2 separate regions of the Homo sapiens genome follow, and region 2 is linked to region 1. A link is a loop called in an ENCODE intact Hi-C map of the cell type or tissue named here. Cell type or tissue: IMR-90. All regions are shown on one strand. Links, peaks and the distances in the headings refer to the core of each region. The heading gives the core; the rest is flanking DNA. Region 1 has its middle 130 kb from the start of FAM76B. Region 2 has its middle 180 kb from the start of FAM76B.

Region 1 (2,930 bases), core at 318-2,817:
CATTTGACTCAAAAGTGTTGGGTACTACAGCATAACCTTTGAAAAATGTGTTTGGACCATAAAGCAGAGATGAGTAAAAGCCAGAGGGAGGAGAACCGACTTCACAGAGGCAGTGGGATTGGAGTTGAATCTTGTCAGTTAGATGGCATTTAGGATGAGCACAGAGAGTGAGGTGAGGTCTTCTAGAAGAACAAAGGTACCGACATGGGAACAAGCAGACTCCGGAGGTGGGCATGGACAGGTGCTAGGTTACCCACACAGTGGAGTTTTCTACAAACAGAAAAGGCAAGTACTGGAATTTATTCTTGGCTCTCTTATTACAGAGCTGATGGGCCTCCTATGTATTATCTTGGAAAGAAGGATGACAGTGTCTTTCGTCTTTAGATTTTTTTCTAAATTTGTTTTAGTTTAGAAAACTTTTCACTAAAATGTAATTGAGTACTTAGCCAGATTTCTAGTCATAGGTTAGCAGCCAAATGGACAGTAGATTAGGGAAAATATTTAAAAATAACTAGAAAACCTGCCTTGGGGTCTAATGAGTTTCCTTAAAATGAGTGAGCAGGTCACATGGCTTTATTTAACTGTAATTTTTGACATGTCTTTTTTCCCCTTTTTCTCATTTTTCATGGTAATTTCCAAGTCAACACCAACACAATGAATAAACCACTCTTTGGGATTGTTAGAGCTACAATCAACAGAAATACTGTCTGCTCCACATCTGCTTTAGAATAGCCACCTTTCAAAATATTTTTTAATCTTGCTTAACGCTCACAGGTTATCCCTAATTGTATAAAGTCTTCCTTGGCTGACATATTTAGAATTCATTTTCCAACAAATCTGAAACTATTTTCACAAACCATAACCTTATTTCTTCTAAGTGGCCTCGATGTCATTACTTTCCTTCATTACTTTCACCTTTCATTTTTTATCCAGTAAATCTCCTGACTGATTTCATATTTGAGGCTTCAATATTTTTGTTATTCCTTAAAGTCTTCGTCCTTTTATTTTTTAGGACTCTATTACACTTCTTGATTGACATAGCTTACTCGTTTGTTTCCTCATAATTTTCCTGATTTCATTCTTCAAAAACAATTATCCCAATTTTTCACTGTTGACGTCAATAGATGCTTTCATCTCTCATCTTGCATGAAGACCTCTATTTTTTTTTCTTTTTTCTAGCAATAGGTCAGAAATTGGACCTTCAAGAAGAAATAGCAAAGAAGGATCATCTTACTGTTTTAGAGAGGAGAACTATAACAAGCACTCCTAACTACCAAAGCTGCAAGGAAAAGACTCATGGGTATAGAATTTTTAGGGTGAGCTGACATCAACAACATGAGCAGCACCTATCAGAATCTTACCACAGGCCTGAGTCAGGCTTTACATGACTACTTTAATCCAGAAGGAAAAACTTCATGAAAGTAGACAGTAGTTCACACAGGATCAACAAAACGTAAATCAATTAAATAGGCCTGAGGAAAATCAATGAGGAGAATCTATGTGTGGTTATTTGTTTTAAAACATTGTTAGCAGTGTTTTTAATGTTAGTTTTTCTGATAAGCATACAAGATTTCCTTTTTATTTCTTTTTGATCTATTTCTCATGCTCAGTTTAGCAGGCTATATTTGTGCAAACTGAAAGGAAACACTCTTTGAATGTTTACTTATTCCCACTGGCCCCGAAAATTAAGTAAAAATATCCTACTGGAATTTTTAATATATATTTTAAACTAACGAATCATCGGAGAAACCTGAAGATGTTAATGACTCTGGTTCCTAGAATTCAGAAGAGTGGTTTCATTTCAGGTTAAGCTTAGAAAAGTCATAACTGACCTTTGACACAAAAGAAAGAGGTAAGATCCTACTAAAATCAGATCTTACAATTTCCAAGTTTTAATTCATCTGTAAAGAATCAAACTATACTGAAAGATGTTATCTCTGGCATAATCTATAATGATCCTACAGAAAATATGTAAGATACTAATTGCCTTGTCTACAAAAGTATTTAAAACAGTGAATGGATATTATTACAACAACCAGAATTGAGCCTCTTTACCTTTTATGGCAGTGTAATTATTTATGCAGGATTTTTAGGAATCAGTCCTTTTGCCAGTATATAAATGGACAGATCAGTTGGAAAACACAGACATGTTTGTAATGCCATGTTGGATAATAAATCCCATTTAATCAGCTATGAAGGGCCCACCATTAAGGAGCAAGGGTTGTGCTTTGTATGTGGAATCAATACCTACAAAGCCCTCTTAGGAGGTCTGTGGCTTTCAGCTGACAGTAAAGAAGGTCACTTCCTGCCAGGCCAGGAATCTTACTGAACTGGGGGATGTTGCAGAGGCAAAGTTCATTACAGTTATAGGTACTGCAGGTAAAACCTAGTGGAGAAAAACTTCTTAGTCTCTTAGCCTCAGGAAAAATGAGCTAATAATAGTAGAAACAAACATCTAAAATAATAAAGACTTGAATATGCAACCCTAGATGCTTACATTCTTTACAGAACCTCCAGGCAGAAATTAATTAGGTGAGTTTCTCTCTAGTTTTGCTGAAAATACAATAAAAGTGTTTATGATACAACAGTTCTTGCTATCTACATGTGAATAAATCAGTCCAAATATAACAGAACCTATACAATGTACTACATACAGTAACTACCACTGAATTTGGTATAATAATATATAAATCATTGTAGCATTAGTATTAGAACCATGGGTCTTTATGTAGGCAACATATTAAGCCTATGTCTAACTTCAATTAACTATAAAAACTGTAGAAAGCAATTAACTAAACAAGTTAGATTAATGCTCTTAGCACAAAACATGAAATCATCTTTTTATGTGTGTGTAAGTACACGTGTATACATGCATTATCAAGAATAATAAAAGCTTTTTGTGATGGTACAGGCAATGTTCAGGATAGTTT
Region 2 (2,930 bases), core at 238-2,737, 52 kb before region 1:
CATCAATACCTGGTCAAAATGGAAACTCTCTCCTGTCAGGAATATAGACAATAATGCAGCATATAAAAAGATAAATACACCTTACATTTTTTCATTTCGATGGAACTTGAGAAAATAAAACTAATCAGAATTCTTATTATCAGAATTCCTTGTAGAACACAGATCTATAGCAGTATTGTAATAGCAAGTATATGTGTATGTGACATCACATTAGTGTTGATGAAAAAAGCCAGACTCTGTAAAATATTTATTCTGAGCCAAATATGAACGATGACAGCTCAGAGTACTGTCTCAAGAGGTCCTGAGAACTTGTGCCCAAGGTGGTCAGGTTACAGCTTGGTTTTATATATTTTAGGGAGACAGAATGTATTAGTCCGTCTTCACACTGCCAATAAAGACATACCTGAGACTGGGTAATTTACAAAAGAAAGAAGTTTATTGGACTTACAGTTCCACATGGCTGGGGAGGCCTCACAATCATGGTGGAAGCCAAGGAGGAGCAAGTCACATCTTATGTGATGGCAGTAGGCAAAGAGAGAGCTTGTGCAGAGAAACTCCTGTTTTTAAAACCATCAGATCTCATGAGACCCATTCACTATCAGGAGAACAGCAGGGGAAAGACTTGCCCCCACAATTCAATCATCTCCCACGGAGTCCCTCCCATAACACATGGGAATTATGGCAGCCACGAGATGAGATTTTGGTGAGAACACAGAGCCAACCCATATCATAGAAGTTACAGGCAAAAATAAATCAATACATATAAAGTATACATACATTGGTTCAGCCTGGAAATGCAACATCTCAAAGCAGGGGGCTTTACAGATCATAGGTGTATTCAGTGGTATTCTAATTGGCAATTGGTTAAAACTCTTTGCCTAAAGAGTTGAAGTCAGCAAAAAGAAATGCTGGAGTTAAAATAAGGGGGATTGTAGAAGCCAAATTTCTCACTAGGCAGATACAGCCTCTAAGCAGGAGGCTTCAGAGATAATAGATGATAAATGATAAATGACTCTTTTTGGACTTTAACGGGTGTCAGACTCTTAGTGAAATCCTGCCTAGATCAGGAAAAGACCTAGAAAGCGAAGGAGATTCTCTGCAGAATGCAAATTTCCACTACAAGACATCGCTTTGCAGGGCCATTTCAAAACATGTCAAAGAAATATATTTTGGGGTAAAATATCTTGATTTTTTTTCTGGGTCTGCTATCTGTCATGTGATGCCATACCGGAGTCAGGTTGGAATTTGGTATCTTATTGCTACAAAGAGTCTGTTTTGTCAGTCTTATGATCTCTACTTTTATGTTAATGCTGTTTGCTGTGCCCAGACTCCAAAGAAAGGGGGCATAATGAGATGTGTCCAACCTCCCTTCCAGTCAGGCCAGAACTGATTTTTCAGGTTTCTTTGGGATCTCCTTAGCCAAAGTAGCATTCTAATTTTAATTAGAATTGAATTCTAAATTTAAAAAAATTGCTAATGTAAACCAAAAATAAAATTCTAAGTTCCTCAATTGACTGAACAAACCCCAAGGTTTAAAACAAATTTAAATGTTTTTTTTAATTTTAATAAGTGTGTACAGGAGAGACTAAATTATCTTTGTATAGAGATATATATCTTTGTATAGAAAGATATAGAAATAACATTAAAAGATGTGTCATAGGAAAAGGCAATGAATGTACATGAAGTCAAGAACCGTAAAAATAAATTATTATAAAGGACATGTCAGTTTATTAACAAAAACATTATGCTGCTTTTCAAGATTTTGTGATGTTAATGGTATTTGTCAGCTTTTTAAAGTTAATAATTTGTTGTGATCTATTTTCAACGTCAATAAATATTCGCACCCATTTCTAAATGTATTATTTATACTTTTATCTTTTTTCCTAAAATGCATACCTCAAATTCTATAAGCTTCAGGTTCCCCAAGACCTGGGTCCACCCCTGCCCCCTTCAGATGATGTCTCCTGCCATTCTGGTGCTGTGGGCTGCGTGGGTGCATGTACCAGTTCCTCCTGGCCCTTTTACCCCTCCACCCTGTCTAGTCTCGCTACAGTCTCCGAGGGGCTGCTACATATCCCCTTGGGAAGCCCTGGTCTCCTCTACTTTCCAATATTCATTCTAACCTGAGTTTTACTATTGTCACTCCCATCTTTCCTCATACCTAATGGTATCGCTTCCTTTCCTACACCTTCTCTCTCAGCCTAGGGAATCTTACTGCAAGTCAAAGGCAGGAAAACTGGCTCTCAGATTGCACAGCATTCTTCCCCAAACTATTGTTTGTGGCATACACATAAGCCCTTTCTTTCAACCTCCTCAACAAAACTCTATTTTGAATTCAAAAGCTAAGAATTGACTCCCTTGTTCTCTGGAGTTCTGCCACAGCCCTCTTTCCACAAATGCCTGAAATGGGGATTTCCCAATCAGGATGGTCAGGGAGGACAAAAGGAATCATCAGAAGAAAACCTCATCATTTAATATCAATAGATTTCCAAATACCTGAATGTTTGAAATTATGTGAATGAAACTTCTATGTGATTGATGAAACCGTTTATCTTTTAAATCAAGATGCTTAACCATCTACATAGATACATTTACAGAAATATAAAGAAGTTGGGCAAGTTACCAAAGAAAATTTCTAATAATTCTGATATTTCTGAATTAACCATGACATCCTAAGACTGATAAATGTAGCAGAATATTGTGTAATACCCTCCTTGCTTTTTCTTGAATATACTTATCTAAGCTCAAAAATTTTCAAATCTGTTCTTAGATGCTGGATTTATTTATTTTTATTTTTTGTGTGTGATTCTGGTTGTAAAAAGAATTCACATTCATGGTTGTAGTTTTAGAACAAAAGAGAACAAATAAGTACATGTGATAAGCACAAGCCTTGAGAGTCACTTGTGTGTGTAGGTCTGTATGAAATTGAA

The links. Hi-C counts contacts between places; a loop is a spot of excess contacts. Peaks named below come from ENCODE experiments on the same cell type or tissue, not always from the same donor. Only the 100,000 strongest peaks of a DNase experiment are listed, where the experiment ranks them.
Region 2: it touches region 1 in a loop (3-fold over the local background); 3 of 110 quality-filtered maps call a loop at or near these places.

The regions. Positions count from the first base shown.
Region 1 is chr11:95,657,947-95,660,876 of GRCh38, forward strand. No RefSeq gene overlaps it. Among named protein-coding and RNA genes, the nearest start is that of FAM76B, 130 kb to the right of the region's middle. In IMR-90, for the core only: no CTCF peak of the experiment used is centred there; a DNase peak (open chromatin) is centred at 1,335; H3K27ac peaks cover 262 bases.
Region 2 is chr11:95,606,011-95,608,940 of GRCh38, forward strand. No RefSeq gene overlaps it. Among named protein-coding and RNA genes, the nearest start is that of FAM76B, 180 kb to the right of the region's middle. In IMR-90, for the core only: no CTCF peak of the experiment used is centred there; no DNase peak of the experiment used is centred there.